Regions from separate parts of the Homo sapiens genome. Here regions 1, 2, 3, 4, 6 and 7 are each linked to region 5. The links are chromatin contacts, found by Hi-C or POLR2A ChIA-PET in ENCODE. All regions are on one chromosome and are shown on one strand. The core of a region is the stretch at or near the end of the contact, and the rest is flanking DNA. Distances in the headings are between cores, read along the strand shown.

Region 1 (2,744 bases), core at 110-2,609, 760 kb after region 5:
TTAATTAGTTAATATAACTAAACAGTCCAAAAGTAGAACTAGTTTCTGACATGGCTAGAATCAAAAGCTTAAACACGATTCATTTTTGGCTCCATCTTTTTAAAAGTCTTTCTCCCTGGTGAGTATGAGGGCCAGAGGCTGCTTAAGCTTCCCAGTTTCACAACCTCAGGAGGAAGACAGCTTCTTTCTCCAAGAGAGAAAGATGAGGAGGACTGGGGAAAACTGAGGCTTGGCCCAACTCAGATCAGCCATCTGTCTATCCTTTAACCAAATGGAGGAGACCTACATCCTACATAACAAGTCCATTCCTAAGTAGGGGAGTAGGGTCCCCCCAGGAATAAGAGGTTTCTATTGTCACAGATTCTGTATCACATACCAGGGCTTGTTGGGGGGTGGGGGTAAGAGGAGGGAGAGCATTAGGACAAGTACCTAATGCATGCAGGGCTTAAAACCTAGATGATGGGTTGATAGGTGCAGGAAACCACCATGGCACATGTGTATCTATGTAACAAACCTGCATGTTTTGCACATGTATCCCAGAACTTAAAGTAAAATAGAAAAAGAAAAAAAAAAGAAGATTCTGTTGCTAGAAGAACCAAAGCCATTACAATCTGCTTATTGATGGTGTGCTGGCAGAAACACTAGGCTTATCGTCAGAAAACCTGTCTCCGCTCTGCCTCTATTTTGCTATTACCTGGGGCAAGACAGTTCTCTAAGCCCTAGACTCCTTAGCTTTCCAGTGAAGACAAGAATAAGCACATGATCATTTCACTGGGACCGCTGTGTGAAGGATACAGAAACAATGCAAATGTAAGGGGTTATTATTAATATTATGATCTCTTTCCGGTCCCTGGACCTGGCTTTTGCCAGATCATCTGTTTACTTGTTCCTAGGGCAAATTTAATTTGCAAGGTTCTAAAAGGGAAGGTGATTGCTCAATGTTCAAATTAAAGAGCTGCCTTCAACCTACCCAGGTGTGCAGGCAGGACATCTGCCTCCCACCTGCTTCACCCAAGTGATGCAAAGAAGAGTGTGTTGGTTTCGGCTTCCTAATCATGATCATGGAGACACTAAGAAGTGTCTCTGTCATGCAGCTTCACTCTGAAATGTTGGGCTTCTATTCGTGGACTCTTTTGAAAGCTGTCTTTGACTCCTGAAAACCAAAGCACTTGAAACATTCATTTTTTTTTTATCTCTAAAAATGGAATAGGACGACTGGCACTTGTCCTAAAGCCCCAGCCACACCTGCTGTTTATCCTGCATTCACGCAGTGATGACTCTCCCCTAGAGTTCATGGCATTTCCTTTGACACATCAAAGTGAAACTCCTAGAAGACAGAAACAACATGTCTATTGTTAGAGGAGGAGTAAATACCCCATTTCAAGGTGAAAACCACACCACCATGTTGATTTTTTTTTGAAGTCCTAATACCTTAGTTGGCTAGATTTCAGGGTTAGGAACCAGTGAATGGACATTGGTGAAAGTGCAAGCTGTCATTCTGGTAAAGTCACCCCCTTGGAAAGGAGTGTTATAAAAATATTTCAAAGAGGAGAACAGACCAACTAAATTCACAAAATCTTTCCCAAAGGAATTACTTGTCTCCACATCCAACTGGTCACTAGGTTCCCTGAACCCTGGATTTTCCATTAAGCGTAACCTCTTCTTTTCCTCCCTACAACCTTAATTCTGGCACGTTCATTTCCCATCTGGACCTTCCCTCCTAACTCATTTCTAGTGCCTTCTCTTTTCCAATCTGTCTTCTCTCCAAACTTCCTTCCTCTCAGCCTTATCCATGTAAATGCACACTGAGTTAGGATGATATGTCCTTGGGAACTTTTTTTTTTTTTTGAGACAGGGTCTAACTCTGTTGTCCAGGCTGTATTGCAATGGTGTGATCTCAGCTTACTGTAGCCTCCGCCTCCCAGGCTCAAGCAATCCTCCCATCTCAGCCTCTGGAGTAGCTGGGACTATGGGCATGCACCATCACACCTGGCTACTTTTTGTATTTTTTGTAGAGATGGTGTTTCGCCAGGTTGCCCAGGCATTAACCTCTCTCTGCCTTAGTTTCCTTAGTACTTAGTTCAAAGGATTATGTGAGAATTCAGTTAATATATGTAAAGGGCTTAGAATAGTGTTTGGCCTATAGGAAGCTCTAATTAGGGGTTGGCTGCATGAGTGTTACCTATTATCACCTAATCATGTTCCTGGCAGGCTGCTGCTTAAAACTCCCACCACTTTCTGGTCAAGGCAGATGTAGCTTTTGTACATGGCAGGCATCTCCTCAGGACCTGGCGCTGCAGCCTCTTCTCTCACACCCGCCCCCAGGCACTCTGGCCTCTAGTGTCCAACTACGTGTCCCACCCATGTGGTTTCTTCTACCTTCCCTCCATCCCCAATTGGAACTCCTTCCGATTCTTCAAGGCTGTGCACTGGTGATTCCTCCTCTGAACTTCTCCAGGGGAGACAAGTATGTCTTTTTTGGTGCTTTCTTCATTGAGTATAACTACTGTTTATTGGATGTCTAGAATAGGCCTGGGACTTTACATACATCATGTCATTTAATTCTCACAACAGAAACATCATTCCTATGATACAGATGAGAAAACTGAGGCTCACAGAGCTGACATTACTAGTTTGAGAAAGCAGTGGTACCAGGATTAAAACCCTGGTCTGATTCTGGACTCCATAGTCATTTGACTACGCGCTATGCTCCTTTCCGGTGTGGCTGTTAGTTTTTGTGTACC
Region 2 (2,700 bases), core at 118-2,617, 730 kb after region 5:
GAGTTTTTAGGACCCAGTTCCAGCAATTTTTCCTCCTCTGCACAGGTGCCATGCATCACCTTTTCCTCCAATCTAGTCTGAACTAGATTCAAACTTCCCTTCACTCTCAAAGGGTTTCTCATGTCAGTGAAATTGCTGCTTCTGGGTGCAAGTTTCCTGTGCCTCCTACAGGTAACAGTCGACTGATGGTTTGAATCCAAGGGTCTCCCACTGACATGACTGCAGGGGTCAGGCAGTGTGTAGTCATTTCAGCGTGAGACTCTTGGATCCTTGGATCCTTTTGATTTACAACAAAGAAAAATGGGGCACCAACAGGCTGTTCCTATAAGGCATATGTGTTAACTGGTGGGGCAAGGAGGACTCTGTCCTCCTTTAGCATTTCTCCCTTTTGCACCCATTAAATAAGAGGAGAAAATGTGGCTGCCTGTTGGCTGAATATGACCTGTTGATATGTTTTATTTTGTCTACTTCCAGTTTAAAACAAACTCATATTTAAAAACTAAGAACATAACTTTGATTTAGTTGGCAACACATGTAAAGTCAAGATCTTAAATAAAAATTTAGATTTCCAGTTTTTCATGAAAATTTCTAGCCACACTGGGATCTCTATTTCTATAAGGTCACACCTAGCTGAAGCTCAGAGGTCGTTGTTCCCATGCAATGGTTCAGGCACTCTCCATGGTGACAGAACCCACCTGGCCCATTTTACTGTTTACTTTTTCTGCCTGGCCCTGGTGGTCATTTCAGTGTGAGACCCTTGGATTCAATTGATCAATTGACTGTCACCTACAGGAAGCACAGGAAGCCTGCCTCCAGAAGTAGCAATTTCACAGACATGAGAAACCCTTTGAGAGTGAAGGTAAGTCTGAAAGCATCGAGAGGGGCAAGGTTCTAGAGGGAGGTTCCATCTCAGGCCTTGGGCATCACACAGGTATTGGGCCAGGGCAGTGGGGCAGGCAGGCACCTGAAATTGAGCCCAACAGCACAAACGGGTGGTGCCCCAGGGAGGAGAACCTGCTTTCCTTCTCTCATGCCTTGGGTCAGCCCTGCGATTGCATCAAAGTCCAGGCCTCAGCATGACCTCCTAATATCAGCAGGGAAGTCTAGTTGGTACGTTCATCAATAAGGTAATATTTAACCTCCTATTTTTAGCTCTATTCATTTTTTTTTAAATTACCCTCAGCCTTCTTAACTATTAGAACCCATGAGTGAAGGATCATGCCCATGACTTCTTAGATTTTCATGCTCCTTATCTTTCACAACAGGGACCTTGGCTTAGCCAATATTTTCATGCCCTAATAACTGTAATCAAAGCTTGGCTTGGTCATATGGTAATAAATAGTTGCCCATCTGGGACAAGGCCCTGTAAAACACAGAACAGGAAATCCCACATCATTTGGAAAGTTGTACTTTTAGTTTCATAACTCAACTTTTGCTTAACAAAGATAGCTGTTATTGAAACTGAGCCTTTACAGCATAAGAAATGTACTTAAATATTTGTGAAAATCATGTCTTCATACAAAGTATTTTCCTATATGTCATCTTTTTAGAGTATCGCCCTGATCTGCTGAGGCAGGCAGAGATGTTATTATTATAAACAATTTATGAAAAAGAAAATTGGGGTTCAGGAAAATTTAAGTGACTTTGCTCATGTCTCACAATTAGGTAAACAGAATCATAACAGGTTCCTGAGGTTTCTGATTCTCCTTCCACAGATCTTTCCAGCCTCCCTCTGCTGCCTGTGTGTCATGGTGTGTGTGTGTGTGTGTGTGTGTGTGCACGTGTGTGTACAACACATACCAACACAGATGGATGCCAGTGCAGAGAGGCAGAGTTGTTGTTTTAATCTAGGAAAAACTTGCAAAGTCTTTTGATTTGGAAAAATAGCATATGTTTGCTTATAAAATATGTATGGTTACTTAAAATTAAAAAGAAGCACTCCATGAAAACTTAGAGAAAAGATTCCATTACATTGAGGGGATTATAGGACAAAAGACTTTATAAGCTTATTTTTCTTTATGGATTCAGGGCCTCTAACAAAATAGTGTTTTGATTAGTTGTTTATAAGAAAATGTCTATAACGTATGATGCTATGCAGGAAATGTTTTCCTTAATTGTTAAATATGTAATGACTATTTTCTATGTATAAAATATGCTAAAGAAAATTCACAAGTTCACAATTCTATTATTCAGCTACTGGTAGCAAATCTGCATCTATTTCCATAAGGCTTCATATTTCACCTAAACAACTCCATCCTCATTTCTTGTTGTTGTTACTTTATCAAAACAAACACAAAACAAATAGAACATACTAGACAGATTAGCAAGATTAGTTGCTTGGATAATGGCTGCCACTAGGAGTGGTATGTTCATCCTACCTCCTCCTTTCTCAAATTGAGATCATGGCTCTGCCTCTTTAACTTTCAAATCTACTCCACGGAGTTTGTTAGCCTTTTCTGCTTTCTGTTTTTTGCTTTGTTTTTGGCCAACTAGCAATGTATTAGAAACATGCTGAAAGCAAACTTGACTGTTCTATAGAATTATTTATACAGTTTTAAATATTTGACCAGTTTAAAATATTTTGAATCTTCAAAATGAAGACTTCTGTAAAACTTTGTGTGGAGATGGAAACTGTAGTGTATGTCTTAGGAAAATATTATTCTCATATAATTCTTATATAAATAATTCATACAAAATAGT
Region 3 (2,910 bases), core at 156-2,655, 920 kb after region 5:
CGTCCTGGAATGGGTCTTACCTTGAAGTTAAATGCCCTTTGGCCCTAACTGAAAGAACATTTTAATACCAAATTTTAAAAACTGAGCTACAGAACTATATAGTGCAATTCCATTTATGTAAAAAAAAAAAAAATACACAGAAGTAAACAAGTACATATGCGTACCCTTGTGTATGTTTTTGCAAGATTCCAAAGACCACAGTGTTACTGTGGGGTGGAGGACAGAAGGAAAGCACTTTTATTTTTAATAAAGAGTTCTCTGTGTTCTTTATTCTGTGTAAACCTATATAATTTTTAAAGTCTAGTTTTAAAAACTAAACATGATATCTTTATAAACAAACATGGAAAAGTAGTTGAGTAGAATAAAAAAGCAATTTATTAGTATATCAAGGAGATTCTATTCTCATAAAAAATAGATACATAGATAGTTAGATAGATAGATAGATAGATAGATAGATAGATAGATAGATAGATAGATAGAGCGAGCATCTGTGGGGAGAAAACTGAGGATATAAAGCAAATTGCTAATGAAAGTTATTCCTGGGGTTGTGATGAAAGGGAAACCCTCTTGTTTTCTATTACACATTTCTGTAACATTTGACTATTTTTTCAATGAGTATGAATTGATAATCAGAAAAAAACAAATTTTTAAAAATAAAAAATATTGCGATATGTTCTATGCCAAACAAGCTCAGCTAATTTATCTTCATTTAGGTGATAAAAATATCTTATGAAACATTAAAGAGAAAATATATATATATATATGTACATATATGTACATATGTATTTGTTGGTAAAAGGCTGCAAGCATAAACATGGACCCAGTCCTAGTTTTTCCAAATCCTCATGATTCTCTTACACCCTTTAAAGCTCTAAACGAGAAGGATTTCACATAATTCTTCAGGGTCAGTTTGGAGCCAGTCCCTCTGTGAGGTGTTCACAAGGGAAGGGCCTGGGTGAGGTGTGGCCCAGCAGCGGGCATGTGGACCCCAGAGAGGGGATCACTTGACCTTCCTCTGTGCCACCTTCCCAGTGATACCTCTAGGAAAGGATATTTATTTAGGCTGAGGAAAGAAGGTTCCTTTCTGTTTTTAACTCTTCAGCTTGACCTTGCACCCCAAAACTGTTGCCATCTTTTGAACCTCATCGACATGTAGCAAGCAGATTCAGTTTCATTTTACTCTCAGAGCACTCATTTGAAGGTTTTCATTTTGAATTGGCCCGAATCTGGGTCTCAGTCCCACACACAGCAGCAAGCTCTTGCATGATGGAGTTCGCCTTGGCAGGCTTGTCTGTACTTTCACTTCCCACCCAGATTCCTGAGCACAGACCAATGGGAGATTGCGTCAGCTTTGCCAAGGCAGACCAATGAAACAATCCTGAAATCCCCTTGGTGACACAGCATATGTGAAAGACTGTTTGTACCATATCGCATTGCTAAATTTAGAGACAGTCTGAGAAGAGGCAAAGAGAATGCAAGGACTAATCAATCCAAGAATACAGAAAACTTGCCTAGGCCAGTTAGTTAGTCTCCACTTATTTTGTAAAGCAGAGAGAGGAGGTGTTCATTTCAACCTCAGCCAGTTGCAACAAAGTCCTTGTTTCCATAAAGTTACTCTGGAGAAGGAAGTGCCTTCTAGGTGCTAGAAGCTGATGTCTGCCAAAAGCCCACACAAGATGTAAGCCGGGAAGAGTAATTGGTACCCTGAAAAACAAGCCGGTTATCCAACTCTCAGTTACTGACAATATCATGTGAGTGCTTATATGAGGGCAAATAATAAGCATGCACATAAAATCAAGAATCCCTAAAGGGACAAATATCAATAGCTAAAGTATTGTTTTAATTGTACTGAGGACATCATTTATGTTATTAATGAAGTATTTAGAGCACAGGCATCAGAGGGACCCTTAAATTCATGTTCAGAAATCAGACCCTTAGGATACGTTATCTCATAAGTTGCTGAAGTTTTAAATGGCTTTGACAGTGAAACCAACTAGAGCAACATTATCCACTTAAGACTGCTTGATATTTTAGAGGGTGTCATAGATTCTCTTTTCCAAGTAAAGATGCAAAAAAACTGTCTGGCCATGTTAACTAGCATTCGCTTTTAGAACAGCCAGTCTTCTCCTGAGTATCTCCAGATATTTTTATTTATAGAATGGTTTTCCCACTCCTTCTGAACTCTGGGACTCAAGAGCTACAATTTAAGAGGGTGTTCTTAAAGCTTTTCACAGTTTGTCATCTCACATTGCTTCACCTGATGAGGAGTCGATAGATAGCACCTCAAAAAGGTAGAAAGAAGCACAGATAGGGATTGGAATACACATGACAAAGGAGAACACAGAATGGAATTCCAAAACGCTTTGGGAGACCTGGAAATCCAAGTTATTCTGAGAGAAGACTGATGAAAAGGAATGCATACAAGCATAAGAACACCCACAAAAAGTAGCCCAGTGCTTAGTGACTGGGTTGCTCTTTCCCATCTACCAGTCAAGAAGGTGCTGTCCCCGGTTGAATACGTATGTACTGAAACAGAGGATTTCACATTCCAGAACCCATAATTCATCTCTGACTTAATCTCGAGCAAAGCATTGACGTGAATTACACAAACAGGAAAAAAGGTGGAGCCCAAATAGAAGAAAAATAAATAGTTCTATCAGTACAAAGGAATCATACAAAGAATCATCACAATAAATTTGATATAATTTTATAGCGTGTGTCTGTGTATTTAATTTTTATAACCAAAGAGATAAAGCATAGCAATTTTATCAATATCCCTTAATTTTTTTTTGGCACATGATTCTTTGAAAAATCAATCTACTCTGAAGTATGGATTTTCAGAAATATCCCTTTGGCATTGTTCTGATTTGCCTTCTCTACCCCAAAGTCCCTAACAATCAAAGACTGGGG
Region 4 (2,791 bases), core at 197-2,696, 640 kb after region 5:
CTTCTCATTCTGTGCTCATTTCAATTAAATCTCAATTCTTCCAATAAATGTCACCACTCTGTCAATATTTTGCCTCCATTTTGTTCCTCAAGACAGTATCTTTTTACTCTCTTGGTTTTGGTTGGCCCTTGAATTCTTTTGCATTAGTGATCTTGAGATTTTACTTTGCATACGACAAGGAAGAGTGTGCATGATGTGCTTGTTGTGATTATAGACAGAGAGCTAGAGATCTCACCCAGGGCAGCAGTCAGTGATGGACAAGTGAACAATTCTCCCTATCGAAAAGATGTTGTTCAAGGGCTTTGCTTGAGATTGATCTCTATAGAATGGAAGGTAACTTGTGCCAGCAGAAAACCAGTAATAGTCCACCTGAGCTGCTGCTGAAGCTTAGGAGGGAAAATTGTGGCAAGTCTGTGAAAGATGGTGAAATTGGAGCCCAGGCTGGACACAGAAAGGACATCTGATGAGTGAGGGTTGGCAGGGGGGACAAATTACCAAAAACACCCCCGCAAAATGAAAACCCTCCGGTTTCTTAATATAAGTCCTCTAACAAATACATATAAATGACTCATAATTAATACGGCAAATACTTCACAGTATTTCTTGCATCCTTAAAAGTTGTGAGTCAAATACTTTAAACCTTCCTTTCCACAAGGTTGCCCACCAGTGAATTTGCAATGAACCCTCCTTTTGAGCACAGACTCCTCTCCTACCCCTGCCGCCTTGTGTTCACCTCCATCACACCTGCCTCAGGAGCCTGCCTATGTCCTTGCTGGATTTGGCTCTTCAAGGAAAGGCTCAGCAAAGCCAAAGTGAACGTTTGCCCCTCTGACTCTGAGTGATCAGCTTGTGATGTTATATACATGCAGTTGATGAGGTTTTCTGGTGCAGAACACAAATAGAAATGCTGCGCCAAATACAGGCTCTTCATCTTTGAATTTATCCAAAAGCTTGAAATTCTCTGGCCCAAACAGATATTTACTGGAAAAGCAGCGAATTCTGGGATGTCAGGGATTGCTTTGAAGTTTCTCCTTCTAAGAGAAGAACAACCTTTTTTATATCACCATGGCCTCTACTGGGTACTTGCAGCTTTTGAAAAGAAGCCTTCAAAAGGCTTTTTGCTAATAAGCCATGAAGTTGAAAGGTTGCTTGTTTGTCCTGAAGACATTTTATCTGTGTGAACTACTTGGGGGAGGCAGAGGGAGAGGTGGTCAGAGAGGAATCAACACAGCTGGTTTCAATATTAAAGGCAAAGATGGGCATTTTGCTCTTTCTCGTGATACCTGCTTCAGGAGTCAGATCCGACACGTGAAGAGTGTCAGTAAGTGCGGGGGCGCGTGTGCTCCGGCACAGGCTGGGAAGGTGGCTGAGGGCTGTCTTCCCTTCATCACGCGCTGTGGTTATAGCATCTTCCCCAGTCCCTCGTGTCAGCACTCTTGGTTTTCACTAATTGTGAAAGTTCCTCTTTTTGCAGAAGGATCTACGTCTTCCTTGCCTCATAAAAATCATCCTGAATTTAAGCTGCAACTATAAAAAACCCCCGGCCAACAAGAAGCAGCCTTCCTGATCTAAGTTATGGGAAAGTGGACTTTTATTTTCTATTTAAAGAAATAGGAGTCTTCGTAATGCATTAGTAATTCTAGCCAAAAAGTGTTTGATATGAACTTGATTTCACAAAAGAAGGCAGTCTTCAACATACTCACCCATTTCTGCTCAGAAGCATCATCACTTTCAGTTTTTACAAAAAGTAAAAACTATTTTGGAATTGGAAATGAAGTCACTTTTAATGCAACAATCCCCACACAAAGTTTAAGAAAAAGGAACAAATAATTTTTTTTTAACTAGAAAAGGTTTATTGAACTTAGTGAGAATTTGGTATTTATAATCAAATACAGTAAATTTTAGCAGAAATGTACCATGCTTATTACAGGGCAATCTCTCCATCTTTAGTATTCCTTTATTATTTTCACTCATCTTCTGCTTTTCCACTAGACTCTTAAAAAAACACTTTAAGCTTCTTTCATTGATATATAATAGTTGTACATATTTATGGGGTACATGTGATATTTTGATAAAAGCATCCAATGTGTAATGACCAAGTTGGGGTAACTGGAACAGCCATCACCTCAAAATTGATCATCTCTTTGTGTTGGGAACATTCCAAATCTTCAAGCTATTTTGAAATATACAATAGATTATTGTTAACTATAGTTTTCCTCTTGTGCTACTGAACACTAGACCTTATTTCTTCTATCCAATTGTACTTTTGTACCTGTTGCCAACCCCTCTTCATCCCACTACCCTTCCCAGCTTCTAGTAACCACTACTGTATTCACCACGCCCATAAAATCAAATCTTTTAAGCCCCACATACGAGTGAGAACATGCAATATTTGTCTTTCTGTGACTGGCTTATACATCATGTCCTCCTGATTCCATCCATATTGCTACACATGACAGGATTTTCTTACTTTTTTGGAAGAATAATATTCCACTGTGTGTGTGTGTGTGTGTGTGTGTGTGTGTGTATCATATTTTCTTTACCAGTCATCCTTTGATGGACACTTAGGTTGATTTCATATCCTGGCTATTGTGAATAGTGCTGAAATAAACATGGAAGTGCAGTATCTCTTTGATATAGTGATTTACTTTCTTCTGGATCTCTGTGAAGCAGTCAGATTGCTGGATCATGTGGTAGTTCTGTTTTAGAGTTTTGAAGACCCTCCATACCGTTTTCCACAGTGGCTGTACTCATTTACCTTCCCATCAACAGTGTATGCGCATTCCCCTTT
Region 5 (2,700 bases), core at 201-2,700:
GGTTTTCTCTTTTTGCGGGTATTTTTCCATGTGGCTTGGACTTTTCAAACTGGAGTGTGATGTACTTGACGAGTTGAAATTGAAGACCTTTAAGGAGTTGTCGGGCAGAAGATTTGACTGTTCTTTGTTCAAACCACAGGGCGGGGCACCCTCAGTCGTGGGCTGTGACACTGAAGACTGAGATAGGGAACCGTTCTGAGAAGTACTGAAAGCCGTGGTCATAGTGTTGACTGATGTCACAGAAGGAGAAAAGATTTTGTCTTGTGGTAAAGAAGATAACAAGCTTGAGAAAAGTGCACTTTTTTCTAGTCTCGATCTCTTAATGCCACCATTTGTGACGTCCCTGTTCTCTTTGTCATTGATTTCCGGCATCACCAGAGGCTCACTGTTCCCATTAGTGTTGGTGTGCAGGGACTTGAAGAGGACGCTCTGTTCAGCAGATGCACGTTTGGGTCTCAGTTTGGATTTTGTGTCAAGGTTCTGCATCAAATGTAAAGCCGGTGACATTTCTGGCTGACTTTCCTTCTTCTTCCCCAAACCAAAGGTAAACACTTTGGGATCAAACACCTTTTCTAAATGGTCTTCGTGAATAGGAGGCATGGCAAAGTGAGGAGCAGGAGAGTTTGGCATCCTGGCCTTCTTTCTTTTCATGGGCATACAAACTGCGCTATCCATCTGTTTTATAATTTCAGTGAATTTTTCCATATCAGAAGAAGAATCAAATACACTATCATCACTACCAGCAGAAATGTTCAAAAGGCTGGCAGGGCTATCCTGGCCATTTGTAACAGTCTGATCTGGCCTTTGAGGAGTGGCTAAGTGATTTCCGCTGCTGGGAGAGTTGGTGGGACTGGATTCAGCCATCAGGGGTGTTCTGCTGCCCTGACTTTGAGCCTGAATAGGCAGAGTTTTCTCTGATGCTGGCGGTATGACTTGTGGGCCAGATTTTGCCGCGAGCTCTGCTGTGCAATGAGAGTGTTCATTGCCCAGTACTTCCTCTTGTGGGGGAGCACAACTTGCAACGGAAACCACTTCAGGTTCATTACTGTGACAAGTTGGCAACTGCACTTCTCTAACTTCAGAGCTCTCTGGGATGACCTGGGAGCTCACATCCTGGGTGCTCTCCACGGGGAGCACGAAGGACCTGACCTGGACGAGGACTCTGGATGGACACTCACTTCCCACAGCTTCTGGACTACGCTCTGTGGACAAAGGAGGGGTTGTTTCTCCTCCAAGTTCTAAAAGTGGCATTTTCTCATTGTTCTGACGAGACACAGGCAAAACACATCCTTTATGGTTTTCTGACACTTTTAGATCAGTGCATGGGAAACTGCTTATGGGTGATTGAACACATGTGTCTTTGGGAACATCCCCAGGAGCGGGTGCAGACAGTGAAAGAGAAGGCCCAGGAGATGACTCAGCAGGGGACTGTGAGTCAGAAAATGTATGCTGTGGCTTTGGCATGGCCGTTGGAGGTAAATCTTTGGTATCCACAGTGGTGGGGATGTCTTGTGCTGTATCGGTTACATTTTCAAGTACAAGGCTTTTGCTGTCTGCAGCCTCTGAGTCCTCCTTCTCTAAGAGCTTATGATCCTTGACAGGAATCAGAGCAGAAGCCACTGGTTCTGAAAGGCAGCCAGCATCTGTTTGTACATCTGCTTTATCATCTTGGTTAGGCTGAGGACCAAGAGCTTGATTCTCAGAAGAGTCTCCATTCATTCCTCTGGTTGCTGGCAGAATCTCTTCTTCCGAGACGGTAACTTTGGTTTCTATAGCAGTTTCCTTAACCAGCACACCATTCTGGGGACTGTTTGGCATTACTTTCTTTTCAGGTTGCTCCATTTCTTTGGCTTTTTTGGCTAAATTCAGCTTTGCCCTCCCAACAAACGTTTTACTAGAGGCAGGAGTATTCCTTTGGCCTCGAATGTCAGTGTGTCTTGGGCTACTGTTTGTCCGTTTGTTTTCAAATAAGGAGATTTTGGTGGCAGTGTTGCCTTTGTGAACTGGCTGGCTAAATGGATTGTGCTCATTTCCCAAACTGTCAAGATTCTTAGGGGTTTTAAGATTTAGTTCCACATGTTTGGGCTTGGCAGGGCTGTGAGGAAAAAGCAGGAAGATAAAGTTATTGACCTAGTTTTAAAAAGTGAACACACAAACCAATTAATTATAAAACTATGAAAAGCCAACATCTCCCTGATATATAACATTTGGAGTGTGGTGTGTGTGTGTGTGTATGTGTGTGTGTGTGTGCGCACACATGTGTTTTTAAGACAAGGTCTTGCTCTGTCGCCAAGACTGGAGTACAGCAGTGTGATCATAGATTGCTGCAGCCTCGAACTCCTGGGCTCAGGCAATCCTCCTGCTTCAGCCTCCCAGGTAGCTGGGACTACAGGCACATATCACACACCCAACTAATTTTTTTATTTTTATTTTTTTGTAGAATGGGGTCTATGTCACCCAGGCTGGTCTCAAACTCCTGGCTTCAAGCAATCCTCCCATCTTGGCCTCCCCAAGTGCTGGGATTACAGGCATGAGCCACCATTCTCTGCCACATTTGTTTTTTAATGAAACTATTTTTAAATAGTCCTAAGTACACTACCAACTATTTTTAATGGGTGTTTTGCTTGCATATGAGGGATCGGAAGATTATATAGCCAAGAAACTCTAGGGATGAGGGATGAACTAATTTATTGAGTACGT
Region 6 (2,928 bases), core at 401-2,900, 870 kb after region 5:
GCTCTCAAAGGTGATTTATTGAGTGTCTGTTATGTCCAAGATGCTGAGCGTGGAGTGTGTGAATACATAAACATGTTTGAACACTTGTTCCTTGCCTTCAAGGGTTTCATCTCAATGAAAAAATGGGATAGAATGAATTCTGCCTCAAGATGAATTATTCTCAAATAGAACTAACAGTAAAAAGTAAAACACAAAAAACACAAATGCCAAGTAAATAGCATTAACATTAAATGCTATAAAAATTCAGAGATGGAGGTGACAGGAGTTGAAGAAGCCCTTTTTGGGAGAGGTGGAAGTTGAGTTACATCTTTAAGGCGGAATAGAATTCAGACAGCCTGGGTAAGGGTGGGGGGAGGAGGGAATGTGAAGAAATGGGGAAGAATGGTAGGACACTCCCAAAGGGGTAAAGAAACTACTGGAGTAAGGGGAACAGAGGATTACATTTAATAACTCTAAGATGCACCCCCTGGGAAAACAAACAGTGGAATTTGTAACAATTATTTTTGTTTGGCTCTTGAAGCTGAGCATTTATGTCTGTTGAGGATATAAAAAGTTCAGTGTTCTAAATGGGAAGAGAATGACCTGAAGTGAATGGCAGAATGGGCTCTGGGGACACTGGACCTAGGGCTGCACCCTGGCTCTGCCATTTGTGAGTGGTGTGATCTCCAATGAGTTCACGTTTTCATGCCTCAGGCTCCTAATTTTTAATTTGGGATAATATTAGTATCAATAGTATCTAATTCATAGGGAGCTGTGGGGATTAAGAGATAAAGTATTTATTATGCTTATAGTGTTGGGCACATAGAAGGAGCTCAATACATCTTTATTATTTTTATATTAATATAAAATAACAATAATAATGGTAATAAAATCTCAAAGCCAAGTAAGCATCATGAAATTTTTCACGTGCCCATGAGCACAGAGGAGATCTTCAGAACCTACTGTTTTCTGATCTCCAAGAAAGATGGAGAAAAGAAAATTATAGCATTTTTCTTTCATTTTTTCTTCCTTCCTCTTTTTTTTTCTAGAATAAAGAGATGAGGAAAATGCAAGACAGTCCATGTCGCTCTTGGCTGTTCTCTGCTACTCCCCCCAGGTTCAGGGGTCTGTGAGTGGTCGTGAGAACCCCACCCCCAGGCTTCTGCTTGGGTCCTTATCATAGTGGCCTCTCCTGCTACCCAGTGAGAGTTCACTGTTCTGGCAAGGGATATGGCTCCCGACTCAAGGAGAAAGGGAGCGCAATGCTTTCCTTCTCCATTATTCTATGGGCAGGTTTAATATCCAGTGCCTCCTATTTATAATTAACATGAAGTTGTTTATTTCTTGCTTCTCATTTTAGCAGGGTAAGCATGTAGAGGCAGGCCACTTTCTAGTAGATTGTGAGAAGATAGACCTCAGCATGAGCCTGACTGTGGGTCTGATGTGGAGAGAAGAGAGTCAAAAGGAAATATTCTGTGGCTTTCTATATGACTGAAATGCAGCAAGGCTATTGTTTGCTGTAGCAGCTGATTGAAAAAGAGTGACATTCTGTCCACTGAACGTTAATAGGCTCAAGTGGAAGTGTGGTGATCAAAGCTGAGTCATAACTTGAGAGGAAACCAGTCTTACCCATGTTTTTTGTTCTTTAGTGGAGACACCTAGTAAGCTCTTCGAAGACGGTGGCTTTCTACAAAAGGAGAGCTATAGTAACCGTTGGCCGCAGCAAGATGCTCTTCTCACTCTTGTGTTGGAACAAGAACCAGTTATGAGAAGCCTGGGTTTGACTTGCTTTTGGTGTGGTTAATGCTGGTGGGAAGGTTTCTTATAGGTCTTTTTATTTATTAATACATTTGGTCATAGATGGGCCTTCAGGATTTTCAATTGCTGTGACTATGTTGGTCTGGCTAGCTTTTTCCAGGCTAACAATGCAAACACCCCCAGCACCCCTGAGGGATAGTCTCACAAAGCCCCTGTCTGTCTGGCCTGTGGCTACATAAGCAATCTCTTGACAGTTCTTGGAACGTGAGACTTGGTGACGTGACCTAAGACTTCGATGTTTTTGTGATTTATCCAGGACACTTGACTAGGTAACAGGAATGCAGATGATCTCTGTCTCAGTGCTAGAACCTGCAGCTTTAGCCCAGGTTTATTCTTTGGGGTATGACTGCTAATCTGAAAATTTTGGGGAGAGTCCAGTGTCTGTGCAAGAGCAAATCTTCAATTTGGACTGATTCCACTATGAAGGAAATTGAGTTTTTATGGGAGCTAAAAATAAACGATCCTTAGCACTCCCTCCATCCTAAAATACATTAAATAGCCCTTACATTTTCAAGTTAGAACAAATCTGGCCTCATTGTTTCTGTCACTCTAACACTTGTTAATGTTATTTATGTAATTTTCAGATATTCTCAGATCAAAATTTTCCATGCCCAGTTATCTTTCTCATGCAAAGAAATTGTGATCAGTGTTCAGTTTCAATCAGTTTACTGAAGGAAGGGTCGTTTACAACACCTGTAGCCACTTTTCTCTTAGGGACTTAGTTAAAAAATCAGATGCAGGGTGTGAAATGAGACCTAAGTAATTCTTTCCAAGTTCCTTTGAGGAGCTCCCTGCTAGTACTCTCTCAGCCTAGAAATCAACACCTGCCTTTCACAAAGGAGCCTCCATCCAGTGTGGAATTCCAGCAAGTACACAGGTAGTTATTTCTAGGAATATTGCCCTTGCACATCTCTCCTCTTGCCAGGCACCAAACTAATTTCTCAAAGAGAAACAGTGGGAAACAATATGTTCTGTGCTGCCTTCACATACTACCATAAGAGGCAGTTAGTTACATAAGCCGGCTTCCAGAGATTTGCCAAGTGCTCTTTTTAAAAAAAGTGGCTGCTGATGGAACATTCTTTACATAAAACAGATACTTGTTTCAGCAACCAAAGTCCATGTCCACAGCAA
Region 7 (2,758 bases), core at 117-2,616, 620 kb after region 5:
CAAACTGAAGAAACCATTCATTTGACTGAAAGCAAGGCTTCTATGAAACCAGGAAGGCCTTGTAGTTCTAACAGTAGCTGCCTAACTAGAAATATGTCAGCAATTCTTAGGGAGAAGGGTGCTAGATTTCTTCAATGCCAGTTATCCATTTTATATCCTGAATTTCAGTGTACTGTAACACAAAGTAAATTTCCTATGTACACATGTAAGATTTATCAACAAGGATCTTTTTCACAGCACTGTTGATAATGGCACAAAATCAGAAATATCCTAGGCCGTGCATTTGCCTGTAGTCCGAGCACTTTGTGAGGCTGAGGCTGAAGGATCACTTGAAATTCCTACTTTGAAACTTGAAGTTTCAAGTGAACCAGCCTGGGCAACATAGCAAGAACCCATCTCTTCAAAAACAAAAAAAATTAGCCAGGTGTGATGGCACATACCTGTAGTCCCAGCTACTCGGGAGGCTGAGACAGGAGGATTGCTTGAACCCAGGAGTTCAGGAGTTCAAGGCAACAGTGAAGCATGATGGCACCACTGCAGTCCAACCTAGGCGACAGAGTGAGACCCTGTCTCAAAAAAAAAAAAAAAAATAGAAAAAAAGAAAAAGAAATATCCTAAATGTTCATAATTGGCATTAGCTAAAAAGTTTGTGGTGTTTGTATGGTCTGATATTTTGCAGATATAGAAAATGTGGAAGAATATATAAATGACATAGGAAAATGGTCATGATGTACTGGATGAAAAAATCAGGATCAAAATTAATCATTTAAATAGATATCTCTATCTATCTACCTATCTGTCTAGATATAGATCCAGATATAATTTAAATCGTGTGTGTATATGAAAAACTAAAGTTAAAAAAATAAAATAGAAACAGTGGTGGGATTACAGGTGACTTTTATTTTAGTTTTTGTGTTTTTTCTGCATTTTCCTCCAAAGAACATATATTACTTTTACAACTAGGAAAAGGACCCTTATTTTACACTTAATTTCCCAATATATCAATTTTTATATCATAAAAGATTTTATTCCTTGCCAGGATGAAGCTAAGGGGGAGATTCATGCCTAAGCAAAGGAGAAAAAAAAAATCAAGAGGACAGCACTCAATAAACACCTAATTTTGTTTCTGATCTTGTGCCTGTTTGAAGCGCTCACACTTGTTTTGACTCAGCTAGATAAGTCAGCTCCTCTAAAACAGTCACAATTTCCACCAGCTGTTTTGGATGTTTGAGGTTATGTTTTTGTTTTAGTGAACTTCACTGCCTATCCCTTGAGCTAGCTTAGGAACAATTGCAAAGGAAGTCTTTGAGGCCGACTCAGAGGAAAGCTGCTAATCTTATGACATCCACAAGGATTTGAACAGGCAGCTCCATCTGTGTTGTTTCTGTTTTTCTTCTAGGGCAGGTCTCGATGGCAGAAAGATGGACACTTCTCAGGTCTAGTTGTTGCATGGTGTGTTCCTGACCACAGCTGTACCCAAGGAGTCTCACAGATTCCTCAGGAGGCAACAGGACGTTTATCAACGAAGATGTGAGAAACCCATGCCGGGTACCGTTTACGAACCCTGCCTGGGTTCTGTTTTCCGTGTAGTAATTCTTTTCCACGAGTTCAGGTTTATGAGTGCTCAGGCAGGAAGCTGTTTATCACTGAAAGCCACCAAAGGAGAGGTGTTATCGTCTTTACCCAAGACCTCTGAGACTTTCCTTTGAATTAGGAGCTGGGGGTTCTCGTTGCATGATATGGCAGAGTTTCTGGAAACTGATTTGGGGAAGAGGAAGCTGACTTATATGGGAGTCACCCTCTCATTTGTCGTTCTCCAGCACCCCCTCCCCCATCATGCTTTTTCAAAGAAAAGAAAAATGGTGACACTTCTAGTGAGAGGTGGGATTTAGTTAGAAATGTTCTAGGGCTGAGTGAAGGTTGATCTGACTTTTGAAGCTCACCTTTGAGGGTTGCTGCCTGTTTTCATTTAGCATTACTTAACAATGTGCTTTGCTCCCCTTGCTGCCATTTAAAAAATTCCATTCTATCTGGATGCAGACTAACCAGGCTCAATTTTGTTATTCTTATCTTATTTGGAAGGTTGTTTGCAAACAGTCACTCCATAGAGCATCTACTATAAGTCAGCCACTGTGCATGGCCACCAACAAAACTGTTATAAAGAGTGTAGTTCTTACATGCAGAGAGCTCACAGAGGAGGGAAAGGAGGTAAGTAAACAGTGGTGAGGCTAGGCGCTAAGTGCTACACTAAACAAGTGATCTGTTAGGGAAAATTTTATTCACTGGAATTCCAGAGGGGCTGGCAAAGGTATCAACCTGGCAGGTCTGTCCATCTGGAGAGAAACCATTAGAGCAGTTGGTTACTTAGGTACCCTGGAGCAGAGCAATGCATGAGTTGGCTAGTAGAACTCCCTCTTATTTTAGGCTGGACGCAGTGCCTCATGCCTATAATCCCAGCAGTTTGGGAGGCCGAGGTGAGTGGATCACTTGAGGTCAGGAGTTCGAGACCAGCCTGGCCAACATGGTGAAACCCCATCTCTGCTAAAAATACAAAACTTAGCCAGGTGTGGTGACAGGCACCTGTAATTCCAGCTACTCGGGAGGCTGAGGGAGGAGACTCGCTGGAACCTGGGAGGTGGAGTTTGCAGTGAGCCGAGACTGCACCACTGCACTCTAGCCTAGGTGACAGAGTGAGACTGTCTCCAAAAAAAAAAAAAAAAAAAGGTAAAAGAAAGAACTCTCTCTTATTTCAGTCTAT

Evidence for each region. Hi-C counts contacts between places; a loop is a spot of excess contacts on that map. ChIA-PET counts read pairs that join two places held with the same protein, here RNA polymerase II (POLR2A). Pooled maps may share reads with other maps.
Region 1: a pooled map shows a loop between it and region 5 (3-fold over the local background). The contact joins two enhancer-like sites. A Hi-C loop is called at or near these places in 2 of 37 single-sample maps with no recorded cell type and 2 of 50 pooled maps.
Region 2: a loop to region 5 is called in a map of naive thymus-derived CD4-positive, alpha-beta T cell, with 3 times the contacts of the local background. The contact joins two enhancer-like sites. A Hi-C loop is called at or near these places in 1 of 168 maps with a recorded cell type or tissue (naive thymus-derived CD4-positive, alpha-beta T cell), 7 of 37 single-sample maps with no recorded cell type and 8 of 50 pooled maps. POLR2A ChIA-PET finds 5 or more read pairs at or near these places in 1 of 52 experiments (activated T-cell).
Region 3: a loop to region 5 is called in a map of ascending aorta, with 3 times the contacts of the local background. The contact joins two enhancer-like sites. A Hi-C loop is called at or near these places in 1 of 168 maps with a recorded cell type or tissue (ascending aorta), 1 of 37 single-sample maps with no recorded cell type and 6 of 50 pooled maps. POLR2A ChIA-PET finds 5 or more read pairs at or near these places in 1 of 52 experiments (GM12878).
Region 4: a loop to region 5 is called in a map of CD14-positive monocyte, with 5 times the contacts of the local background. The contact joins two enhancer-like sites. A Hi-C loop is called at or near these places in 1 of 168 maps with a recorded cell type or tissue (CD14-positive monocyte) and 1 of 50 pooled maps. POLR2A ChIA-PET finds 5 or more read pairs at or near these places in 1 of 52 experiments (OCI-LY7).
Region 6: a map of natural killer cell shows a loop between it and region 5 (13-fold over the local background). The contact joins two enhancer-like sites. A Hi-C loop is called at or near these places in 2 of 168 maps with a recorded cell type or tissue (naive thymus-derived CD4-positive, alpha-beta T cell and natural killer cell), 21 of 37 single-sample maps with no recorded cell type and 13 of 50 pooled maps. POLR2A ChIA-PET finds 5 or more read pairs at or near these places in 1 of 52 experiments (GM12878).
Region 7: a loop to region 5 is called in a pooled map, with 15 times the contacts of the local background. The contact joins two enhancer-like sites. A Hi-C loop is called at or near these places in 2 of 37 single-sample maps with no recorded cell type and 4 of 50 pooled maps. POLR2A ChIA-PET finds 5 or more read pairs at or near these places in 1 of 52 experiments (activated CD4-positive, alpha-beta T cell).

Annotation. Positions count from the first base shown.
Region 1 is chr6:105,756,251-105,758,994 of GRCh38, reverse strand. No RefSeq gene overlaps it. Among named protein-coding and RNA genes, the nearest start is that of LINC02836, 130 kb to the right of the region's middle. Within about 2 kb of position 1,359, at least 4 of the 41 ENCODE cell types and tissues checked have a DNase peak (open chromatin) inside an H3K27ac peak, as active enhancers do.
Region 2 is chr6:105,790,463-105,793,162 of GRCh38, reverse strand. No RefSeq gene overlaps it. Among named protein-coding and RNA genes, the nearest start is that of LINC02836, 160 kb to the right of the region's middle. Within about 2 kb of position 1,367, at least 3 of the 41 ENCODE cell types and tissues checked have a DNase peak (open chromatin) inside an H3K27ac peak, as active enhancers do.
Region 3 is chr6:105,600,151-105,603,060 of GRCh38, reverse strand. No RefSeq gene overlaps it. Among named protein-coding and RNA genes, the nearest start is that of LINC02836, 31 kb to the left of the region's middle. RefSeq lists enhancers at 1,088-1,667, 1,039-2,238. Within about 2 kb of position 1,405, at least 23 of the 41 ENCODE cell types and tissues checked have a DNase peak (open chromatin) inside an H3K27ac peak, as active enhancers do; they include GM12878 and ascending aorta, where a contact is called at or near this core.
Region 4 is chr6:105,878,971-105,881,761 of GRCh38, reverse strand. The region is part of intron 2 of LOC105377923 (a long non-coding RNA gene); the gene reads left to right. Among named protein-coding and RNA genes, the nearest start is that of PRDM1, 210 kb to the left of the region's middle. Within about 2 kb of position 1,446, at least 6 of the 41 ENCODE cell types and tissues checked have a DNase peak (open chromatin) inside an H3K27ac peak, as active enhancers do; they include CD14-positive monocyte and OCI-LY7, where a contact is called at or near this core.
Region 5 is chr6:106,518,526-106,521,225 of GRCh38, reverse strand. CRYBG1 (crystallin beta-gamma domain containing 1) reads right to left here. Exons shown (of 22, transcript NM_001371242.2): 4 at 1-2,095. Among named protein-coding and RNA genes, the nearest start is that of RTN4IP1, 110 kb to the left of the region's middle. RefSeq lists enhancers at 260-309, 1,050-1,539, 762-1,961. Within about 2 kb of position 1,450, at least 24 of the 41 ENCODE cell types and tissues checked have a DNase peak (open chromatin) inside an H3K27ac peak, as active enhancers do; they include CD14-positive monocyte, GM12878, OCI-LY7 and 2 more, where a contact is called at or near this core.
Region 6 is chr6:105,645,218-105,648,145 of GRCh38, reverse strand. No RefSeq gene overlaps it. Among named protein-coding and RNA genes, the nearest start is that of LINC02836, 14 kb to the right of the region's middle. RefSeq lists an enhancer at 1,146-1,335. Within about 2 kb of position 1,650, at least 4 of the 41 ENCODE cell types and tissues checked have a DNase peak (open chromatin) inside an H3K27ac peak, as active enhancers do; they include GM12878 and natural killer cell, where a contact is called at or near this core.
Region 7 is chr6:105,899,284-105,902,041 of GRCh38, reverse strand. No RefSeq gene overlaps it. Among named protein-coding and RNA genes, the nearest start is that of PRDM1, 190 kb to the left of the region's middle. Within about 2 kb of position 1,366, at least 4 of the 41 ENCODE cell types and tissues checked have a DNase peak (open chromatin) inside an H3K27ac peak, as active enhancers do.